Regions from separate parts of the Mus musculus genome. Here region 1 is linked to region 2. A link is a contact called in ENCODE Hi-C data. All regions are on one chromosome and are shown on one strand. The core of a region is the stretch at or near the end of the contact, and the rest is flanking DNA. Distances in the headings are between cores, read along the strand shown.

What was found. Hi-C counts contacts between places; a loop is a spot of excess contacts on that map.
Region 1: a loop to region 2 is called in a map of T-helper 2 cell, with 175 times the contacts of the local background. The contact joins the promoter of Nanp here to the promoter of Ddb2 in region 2. A Hi-C loop is called at or near these places in 5 of 37 maps with a recorded cell type or tissue (T-helper 1 cell, T-helper 17 cell, T-helper 2 cell and 1 more).

Annotation. Positions count from the first base shown.
Region 1 is chr2:151,037,282-151,042,534 of GRCm38, reverse strand. Nanp (N-acetylneuraminic acid phosphatase) reads left to right here and starts at 3,156. Exons shown (of 2, transcript NM_026086.2): 1 at 3,156-3,298. The coding sequence starts at 3,209.
Region 2 is chr2:91,233,261-91,238,829 of GRCm38, reverse strand. It overlaps Ddb2 (damage specific DNA binding protein 2), which reads left to right and starts at 1,764. Exons shown (of 10, transcript NM_028119.5): 1 at 1,764-2,140; 2 at 3,879-4,015; 3 at 4,531-4,722. The coding sequence starts at 2,014. A330069E16Rik (RIKEN cDNA A330069E16 gene) reads right to left here and starts at 1,684. Exons shown (of 2, transcript NR_015464.1): 1 at 1,429-1,684; 2 at 473-1,108.

The DNA of each region.
Region 1 (5,253 bases), core at 1,907-4,406, about 60 Mb before region 2:
GAATCAAACCCAGTCCTCCAGAAGAACAGTCAGTGCTTTTAACTGCTGAGCCATTTCTCCAGCCACCACACCAAATATTTAACTTTTATTTCATAAATATATATATATATGTATATATATATACATATATACATATATACACATATATACATATACATATATACATATATATATTGAGACAAGGTTTCACTAAGTAGCCTTAGCTCTCTTAGCGTTCACTCTGGAAACCAAGCTGGCTTTTAATTCATGGAGATTTGCCTCACTCTGCTGACTGTGCTGGGACTGAAGATATGCATCACTTGGGGGAGGGTATAGAGGGTTTTCGGAGAGGAAACTAGGAAAAGGGATAGCATTTGAAATGTAAATGAAGAAAACATCTAATAAAACAAAAAAAAAAGAAGAAAATTAGAGCTTCCATAGCTTTCAGTGAAAAAAAAAAAAAAGATACGCACCACCACCAAGGCTACATGTGTCATCTTTATTTCTATTCTATTAGATTTACATTTTATAAGGATAAGTGGGATTGACCATTGTTCTAGTTTGCTTCCAGTTGCTGTGGTGAAATACTTTGTCCAAAGCAGAAAAAGGTTTATTTGGGTCACTCTTTTAGGTCACACTGGATCACTAAGGGAAGACAGAGCAGAAACTTGAGCAAAAACTAGAAACAGATACTGTGAAAGAATGAAATGCTGCGTGCTGTTTTACTCTCTGGTTTGTGCTAGTTTCTTTGCAGCCCTGACACACAAACCTAGGGATGGTGCCACCAACAGTGAGCTGAGCCCTCCCATATCAATCATAAATCAACACAATCTCTTACAGACATAGCTGTAAGTCAGTCTCACCTGGCAACGAGCCAGTTAAGGCTGACAATAAATAAAAGCTACCCAGAACTTTTTAAATATTCATTAGCTGTATCTTTCTCTCGTCCCGCCAAGTCTACCCTTAAGAGTTCAGTAAAGACTGACATATCTATATGCACATATATATGTACATCTCAGTGCCTTAAAATTCCATAGGAAAACATCAGGGTTCTAGTCATGTAAGTTCAGAAGGAATCCAGGCTGTGAAGACCAATCTTGAAATACCAACCAATGCATGGTATCCCAAAGACAGACAAACCTCTGTTAGGATTGATTACATAGACTGCAATAGCTTGTCTAGGGTTAGATTTTTCACTGACTGAAACAAGATTCTATACGCACATTAGAAGAAGGCGAAGACCTGACCCATGTCTCTAAGATCCATGTGTCCATCAGAAGCTTATTGTATATCTATTATGATATTTGACACAACTACAAAAAGCAATTACAAATATTGCATTCATAATTTTGGCTGACTGCTAGCCTAAGTGCACACAACTGTTTCACCACCACTGCATCGGTGAGGGTAGTCTATTAAAGGAGGAACACTTTTGGGAAAGTCATCAACTCTGACTCTGCTCCATAAAATACAAAAACTATAGGTAGTCTGCCATTCATCTCTTTCTACTGAGCATCAGAAACCCATCTGTGACTTGTGTACCTCAGGTTATGGGAGCTTTTTTTTTTTTTTTTTTTTTTTCTGTACAGAGCTAAGCATCTTAGTCTTTAGTCAAGTTATACAACTCTGTCACTGTCAGGCAAAAGCAGAAGTATACTACATAGACTCAAGGATGCTGCATTCCAATTATTAAACACCCAAAAGGAGTTAAGTTTATCTCAAAACACAGGAAGTTTTACAGCCAAGCAAAGGTGGGCCAACAAGTTCCTTATGAACACAATACAGCTCAAAGTTAAATTTGTAGCCAATGAAAAGACAAGAACAATATGACTGGCTGAAGTCAGCCTTTACCTTACATAGTTTTGGCGGTTTGGGCCTGACTGGCTGGAGGCCCAGCCATTTTTTCACAATTTGTATATATTACCCAGGTAGGGTACAGTTCACTATGAACAGAAGCCACTTGGAGCCAGTATCATTCAAGTATAGACAAAGATCTTAGTTGAAGTTAATTCAAGCCAGATGTGGTGGTACTTGGGAGAACTAGCACTTGGGAGACAGAGGGAGGCAAATCACTCTGAATTTGAGGCCAGCATGGTCTACACAGCTAGCTCCAGGCCAATCAGTTACTCAATGTGACACTGTCTCAAAACAAACAAACAAACAACAAAAACTGAAACTATAGACAATTAAATTTAATCAATTCTCACATGTTATGAAATACTTTCTCATTTTCTCTGAATAACTTACAATGTAAGAACCAATCCTAATTCGAAAGCTCAGAACCAGGTCTGTGGCATTGGCTGACCCAATAAGTTCCAGGTTAGTGAAAGTGACTCCAAATTTCATCAATAAAAAAGGATTAGAGGTTGATTTCAACCAACAGAAGGCAAACCTTGTTACTTATCTTGTGGGGTTCTTAACAGACAGTCTCGGTTCCTTGCTAGAAATTACAGAAAACCATGCAATTAATAGGCACACAAGACTTGGGCTGCAGAGTTTCAGAAAAATGAGTAAAGATGGAGGGAAAGGAGCTGGAGAAATGGTTCACTGGTTAAGAACTCATACTGCTCTTGTAGAGGACCCAAGTTCCCAGCACCCACAGTGGGCAGCTCACAGCCGCCGCAACTGCAGCTCCAGGACGACCTCGTCTGTCCTCTGCAGGCACTCACGTACACAGAAACACAAATACACATTTTTAAGAACAACCATTCGGCAGACACTGCAGAGACTCCCATTTCTCTTCAGTTCTTCTAAGCATCTTTCAAAGGATGTTCAGATGAAGGCTCTAGTTCCTACAAGGCTGTGGGCAAGAAGTGAAGCGCTAAAGTCACCGGGCAGCTAGGTTCCGAGGTTGGTGGGCACACTCTCCTGCCCCATCTCCTGATGGAGACTGTGCGGTCACCATAGAAAGACAGGCCAGCCAAGGGTCTGGAGAGTTTCTCCAGTACGGCTCGGATGTCCTTCTCAGCCCTAAGCAAGCCCACCAAGCCATTAACGGAGAGGACCATCCACCCACACACAGCAGTAAGCCTTGATAACACTCATCCACCTCTCGTGCACGCGCACCCTATAAAATTTAGTGTCCGAATCTCGCGCGATCTTGCCACGGAGACCCCGGAGCTTTGGAAGGGTCAGGTGACCTCCGAGACTCCGCCCAGGTGTTCCTGACCGCCTTGCGCATGCGCGGCGCGGCAGAAGCGGCTCGCGCGCTGCTTGGGTTGCCGAGGCTATGGGGCTGAGTCGGGTCCGCGCGGTCTTCTTTGACCTGGACAACACACTCATCGACACGGCCGGGGCGAGCAGGAGAGGCATGTTGGAGGTAACGTCCCCGCGCCGTCGCCCTCCCCTGCCGGGCCAGCACTCCGCTCCGCACCCTCAGTCCCCCCGCTGCGTGCCCGTGGAGCTTCTTTCCCGCGCGTGGGGCCGGGTGCTGGACTCTGAACTGCCACGACTGCAGAGTCGCCGCCACCTGCGGTCACCCGGGCTCGGACGGCGCGGGACGAGACCCCTCGCCCTCCTCTTGCTGCAGCCCCGCGCGAGATGGGCTGCGGTGGGTTTTGGGGAAGAGGCTCAGACAAGGCTTTGGCCCAGGAAGTTATATAACTCTGAGAGGCGGGCCTGGACTTAACCTACATCATAGCATTTTTTTTTTCCCTGCAGGCCTCCCTGTGGCCTTCCGGGCTTTCTGGTGCTGAGACCCTCGGCACATAAAATGCTGAGGGGGCAGTCTTTTAGTGAGGCATTGCTGATCTGCACCCTCCTAGCTATAGCTACAGATGCTGTCGGACATCTTCCTTTTCCAGTCCTGCTCTTAACCCACCCCTACTTTCCATCCCCTGCCTTCAGCTTCAAGGAGAAACCGAAGGAGTATCAGATGTGGAAAGCCCACTTACAAAAAAATGCCTGCCCTTTCAATACTAAGGGTCTTATGCGTCTTCAGGTAGTTTTTTGTTTATCTGGATCTTAAACCTTCCACATTTCTTGCTGCATTGCACCCACAGTTTGTTCGTGTCGGTCTTTAAAATTTTTTAACCCTACATCTCTCTTGGACTGTGCTTTTCTGCACAGCTATGTTTTAAGGAAAATTGCCACCCGTTGTCTCCATCAGGGCTCTCTTCTCTGTATTTCCAAATCCACTCACTGGGACGTAGCTTCTGTCTCTGCCACAAGAATACAATAGGCTTGCCAAGTGGTTAGGTGGCTCCCAAAGTGCCAACGTCACTAGGTATTTTGAATTGGGGTGTGCATGTGCGTGTGCGTGTGCGTGTGTGTGTGTTATTTTCTTGGTTCTGAGGTTTGAGCCTACCTCCTCGCCATCCGAGACAGGTTCTCCCCTGAGCTACTTCTCCCCACACTTGGAATCAGTCTTAACTGAAGATTTCCACGCTGTCGATTGCCCCGTGCATTGTGACACCCTCACACGTTACATACTTCCGTGTGTTCTGCCTCCATTATCTCAGACTGCAGACAGGGCACACTCAACAGGTGCTCTTATCCAGCTGAGGCCCGTGTTTTGAGACTCAGGTTTTGTGTTAGGCTGGTTCTTGTTAAGTAGGTCTATTAAACCTCACATTTGAATCACAATTCTCCCAGTACTCGGTGCCTCAGCAGACCCCCTGTCTATGCCTAGCCTCAGATCCTCGTAAATTTGAGCATTAGTCTGCATAACACTGTCAGGTAGCTTTCATGCCATACATGGGAAGATTGTACCATCCAGCGCTCATTCAGTGAACTGCGTCCCCATCCACTCTTGTCTCCCAGTCTCGCTTATTCTCCCCTTAATGACAAAAAGGCTCATCCAATGTAAATTTTTGCTGTAGTCTTATCTCCAGGCTGACCACATCCAATTCATCTTTCATATCCCTGCCACAGTGAGTTTTGGGTTTTACTTTTTAAAACAAAAAAAAATGACTTGGGAAACAAGGCAAGAATATCCCTTGAGCTTCAGAATTTGTGACCAGTCTAAACAACATATTAAGACTCTTATCTCACACCACCACCCCACAATGTTTCTCCATGGCATTGCCCCTATATTTTGTACCTTATTTTTTACTTCCGATATCCCTCACTGCACCTGTCAGAGGATGTTATCATTAATTTTTTGCAACTCATACCTACAGCAGAATCCTGAGTTTCCTGAAAGGGAACATGCTATCTTAATTATCCTTGTTTGACATGTAATAAATGCTGAATGAATAGTGGATGGTGCATAAGAATTCATATCTCCAGTCTTGGTTCTTTCACCTCCTCCTTTACTTATAAATGGTCTATGAA
Region 2 (5,569 bases), core at 515-3,014:
ATGCGCCACCACTGCTGGGTTTACTTATTTCTTTGTTTTGTTTTCCCAGGGTTTCTCTGCAGCCTTGGCTATTTATTTACTTATTTAGGTTTTCCAGACAGTGTTTCTCTGTAGCCTTTGCTGTCCTGGAACTAGCGCTGCAGACTAGACCTACTTCTGCCTCCTAAGTGCTGGAATTAAAGGCATATTCCACCACTGACCAGCTTGTAATTTTTTTTTTTTTACTTATGTGTATACATGTTTCTTTATGTGCTTATGTGTATATATGGCTGCATCTGCCTGCAGAGTCCAGAAAAGGGTGTCTGGTCTTCTGGAGCTGGAGTTACATATAGGTATTTGTGAGCCACCTGCCTGGGTACTGGGAACAGAATTCAGGTCCTCTGAAAAAGCAGCAAGCTCTCTTAGCCATTAAACCATCTCTCCAGCCACTAAGCTACAATTCTTAATTTAAGCACATCTTAGGACATCCCCATTATTGGTGCTGGGTTCAGCTTTTTATTTTCTTCTAGAGCATCATTTTAATTTAAAATAAAATTAAACTACATTAAAACATATAAATTTTACATATGTTTATGTAAGTATCATCTTCATAAGGAATACATTACTTTTGACACACACATATTGTATTCTTTAAATTGGGTTAGGCACATCTTCTCAGATATCGTTTGTGGTGAAAACATTCAAAACCTTTCTACCTTTAGAAAATATACAGCAAACCCATTGTCTGCTGTCACCTTGCTGTGCAATAGCATGCCAGATTTTCTCACTCTTTTTCTTTTTTAAAGATTTATTTATTATTATAAATAATTACACTGTAGCTGTCTTCAGACACTCCAGAAGAGGGAGTCAGATCTCATTACAGATGGTTGTGAGCCACCATGTCGTTGCTGAGATGTGAACTCAGGACCTTTGGAAAAGCAGTCAGTGCTCTTAACCGCTGAGCCATCGCTCCAGCCCCAGATTTTCTCACTCTTATCTGATCCTTACAAGATATCAGTGTAGTCCAGGCAAACTCTTCATGCCTCAGCCTCCTCAGTGTTGGGAATTACACAGAGCCTGCCACCATAGATACAGCTCTTTTCTATAGTATGAGGTAAAATACATTCATCTGTAAAGCGAGAGGAAAGAATCAAATGCTAAGGCTGTGATTGGGTAATCAGAGGCACTTTTTTTTTTTTTTTAAGATTTATTTATTTAATACACTGTCATTTCAGAAACACCAGAAGAGGGCATCAGATCCCAATACAGATGGTTGTGAGCCACCTTGTGGTTGCTGGGAATTGAACTCAGGACCTCTGGAAGAGCAGTCAGTGCTCTTAACCACTGAGCCATCTCTCCAGCCCTAGAGACACCTATTATTAATGGGGGAAATGAGAAATATTTAGCCACACTTGAATCTTTGCTCTTTTTAAGACATAAACTACCTACTTTTATCTGTCTCTGTCTCTCTCTCTCTCTCTTTGTTGTTCTTCGAGACAGGGTTTCTCTGCGTAGGTCACCGGATTGCTGGAACGTGTACACCAGGCTGGCCTGAAACGCCGCCTGGCTCCGCCTCCAGCATGCAGGGTTTACGGCCAGCGCTCCCTCCTCAGGTTCAAATAATCGGCTTTCTTCAGATCCAGCACAAGCCAAGGCCCAGCTCCTAGGGAGTTAAAATAAAAAACCCTCCCTGTGAGCTGCACACGTTACTCCGGAAGAGGAGGAGCGGCCGGGGGCGGGCCGTGCCCGAGGGGTTGGGGCAGTCCGGGGCAGTTCCGGGGGCAAGACAGCCCCCTACTGTGGCAATCCCGAGGGGGCGGGGCAGTTCCAAGGGGCGGGACAGCCCTGAGGGGACGGGGCGGGGCTAAAAGTAAAGCAGCCCGGAGGAGCGTTTGGCGCGAAGGTGTCTTAGCTGCGCTACCTGCGACGGCGCTGCCTCATACGTAGTCCCTTCCTGTTTTCTCCACGGAGGCTTTTCCACTCCTTGCTTCGTTATTTTGCCACAGAGCTTGATATCTCTTCACCGAGTACGTCATGGCTCCCAAGAAATGCCCAGAAACCCAGAAGTCCCCCGACGTTGCGGTGCTCCTCAGGAGCAAAAGTCGCAGAGGTCCTCAGGAGCTGGAGCCCGAAGCCAAGAAGCTGCGTGTGCAGGGTCCCGGTACGGCCTGTGCTGCTGCCTTAGCTTTCCGGGGGTTCAGGGTGCTCGCGCCAGAGGCTGAAGCTGGGGTGGTGGGTGCTTGTGCCTGGGCTTCTGAAGCAGTTCTTGGCTTCTGTCGCCTCAGGCTGTGATTTTATTTGGGAGATCGAGGGTTCGAACCCAGGCCTCCAGTTCTCTCAGCAAGTGGGCTGCCACTGAGCCACACGCTGCCGACTGGTTTTATTGGCCAGTTCATTGACAGCAGAGAGTTTTAAGTTGAACAGCCCCCCCACCTCTACCCCAGGTGACAGAAAGAGTCAGATGAGTGCCATCACCGTAAAAGCCACAGTCCCCACTTTCCTTGTTCCAGAAGTTTTACACATCTACTGTTTCAAAGTAATCCTCCCTTTCATAGCCTCTCGGTTATGTTAGCTCTGAGAGTCTGAAATTCCCTCCCTCCTTTCTTCAGAAAGCGCATTCTCAGAGGTTTACCAGGACTTGAACCTGGGGCTATAAGGAATGTGATAAATTGATAAGAGTGGTTTTAGCCATGAAAAGAAAGGAAAGTTGTCAAGAGAAAAAAAGGACTTATAGATTGGGTCCACCAGAAGGGCTTGGTAATTCAGAGTTGTTTTATTTATTTGTTTGTTTGTTTATTTATTTATTTATTTATTTAGTTTTTCGAGACAGGGTTTTTCTGTGTAGCCCTGGCTGTCCTCAGAACTCAGAAATCCGCCTGCCTCTGTCTCCCAAGTGCTGGGAATAAAGGCGTGTGCCACCATTCCCGGCTTATTTTTATTATACTCTGATTTACCTCTCTTCCTTGAAGCCACCTAATCAATTTGGAACTTTTCTAAACCTTACTGCATTCTTCTGGTTTCCACTCAAGTAATGGTTGCTCATGACATTATTTAGTATTTCTTTAAATACAGAGTCTTGCTCTATAGCCCAGGCTGGCCTCCAATCCAAGTATGCTGCAGCTTCTGAGTGCTAGGATTACAGTTATACACCACTGTATTTGGATAGCTCTTATTTTATTTTTTTAAGATTTATTTTATTTAATGTATGAGTCCACTGTAGCTGTCTTCAGATACACCAGAAGAGGGCATCGGATCCCATTTCCGATGGTTGTGAGCCACCATGTAGTTGCTGGAAATTGAACTCAGGACCTCTGGAAGAGCAGTTAGTGCTCTTAACCACAGCTGAGCCATCTCACCAGCCCTGATGTTATTTTGTGATCTTTAAGATTGTCCCTCAAAAAAAAAAAAAAAAAAAAAAAACAAACGGGCGTGGTGGCACACGCCTTTAATCCCAGCACTCGGGAGGCAGAGGCAGGCGAATTTCTGAGTTCGAGGCCAGCCTGGTCTACAAAGTGAGTTCCAGGACAGCCAGGGCTACACAGAGAAACCCTATCTTGAAAAATAAAAACAAACAAACAACCAAAAACAACAACAACAACAAAAAAGATTGTCCCTCAACTCCTACTTATTTGTGATCCCACACAAGAAAAGTCTTCAGTGTCCACAATTGTGTATCTCTCTGGCAAAGCTCTAAGGAACCCTGTGAGGTTATATTTAGTTTCACTTCAGAATTTCTGTTTGGAGGAGTGTTTTGGAAAAGGGTTTTTTATTTCTCTCTTGGGTTGAGTGAGACTCAACTGCAGAGAAAGGCTTTTAAGGAGATGATGAGACAAAGGGTTTTCAGGGGGAACCTTTCCTGAGATTTGGGAGAGGAAAATGTTTGTATTCTTCTTTGGTAGTTTCTAGCAGGACATGTGAGTCGTGCTGCCTTCTGGCAGAGTTGTCCAGCCTGCAGATCCCTTCACGGAGTAGCAGCATTGTCAGGGATCTTTACCAGCATAAGTTGGGCAAAGCCACCTGGTCATCACTACAGCAGGTGAGATGTTTCCTGTCTGACGTGCTCAAAGGTCACATAGCTTTTCAACTATTGCTCTTTCTCACTAGATGATAAATTGGTTCAGGATCATCAGGTCACCCCCAGGTATGATGATTGACCTACTGTACACTGAGTCAAAGAGAAAAGGTTTTACTCTGTAGACTTCTAGCCACAACATGCGTTCTCCCTCTTGCTTTCCAGGATTAGTTCACTTACATTGCAGATAGTTGATGCACAAGGCCAGTGAAGACTTATTGCCTGTATATAAAGGGGCCAGACATTGACAGTTTATCCAGGACTTGCGTTTAATTTTTATTTATGTTTTGAGACACAATCTCACTGTGTAGCCTTAGCTGGCCTGGTCCTCTGTATGTAGACCTGGCTGGCTTCAGTCTCACAGAAATCCACCTGCCTCTACCTCCTGAGTACTGGAGTTAAAGGCATGCATCACTGTCAGCTCAGGACATGAGTTTTAATTCAGTGAATCCAGATTAATTCTATTTTCTCTGTATTAGGGTCTGCAGAAGTCCTTTTTGCACTCTCTAGCTTCTTACCAGGTATTCCGAAAAGCTGCCCCCTTTGACAGGAGGACTACGTCCTTGGCATGGCACCCGACTCATCCCAGTACCCTGGCTGTGGGCTCCAAAGGGGGAGATATTATGATCTGGAACTTTGGCATCAAGGACAAACCTATCTTCCTTAAAGGGGTAAGTGGCTATATGTGCCAGATGGTTATGCTATAAAACTTGTTTTTTGGAGGAATGGAAGGAATGTTGATATCCTGTAGCAAGGTGGTTGAGAACAAAAGTAACTGGGTGTTTTCAAGCTTATAAATGGTAACAAAATTCAAATATGTTTTGAATGCTGGCCTTTAAAATATTAGAAGGTATAGACTGTAGGGTCATCCATAGGGTCTAGCATTCCTCTTCCTCTTCCTCCTCTTCTTCTTCTTTTAAAGATTTATTTATTATTATATCTAAGTACACTGTAGCTGTCTTCAGACACATCAGAAGAGGTCATCAGATGTCATTACGGATGGTTGTGAGCCACCATGTGGCTGCTGAGATTTGAACTCAGGACCTTCAGAAGAGAAGTCAGTGCTCTTAACCTCTGAGCCATCTCTCCAGCCCCCCTCTTCTTCTTCTTCATCTTCTTTTTGAGATAGAATTTCACGATGTAGCTTGAATGCCTGCCTGTAGACCAGACTTGCTTCAGATTCATGGAGACCTGCCTGCCTTGGCCATGCCCTTCTGCATCCCTTCTTACTTCACCTCATTTTGTCCGTCTTTCCTGTGTCAGTTAGTTTTCCATTCCTGTGACAGTACCTGAGAGAAATGATTCAGAGGAAGAACGACAGCTGTAGAGGTTTCCGTCCATGCTTGTTTGCTTTGCGGCCATCATGGTAGAAGAGGATGGTGGAGCAGTGCTTGCTGCTCACCTCACAGCAGTCAGGAAGCAGGGAGAATGAATTGCAAGGGTCTGGAGTAAGTGATGGCCTTGTCCCCCAGAGACTGCTGCCTCTAACCGGACCCCACGTCCTATTAGCCCATTCAT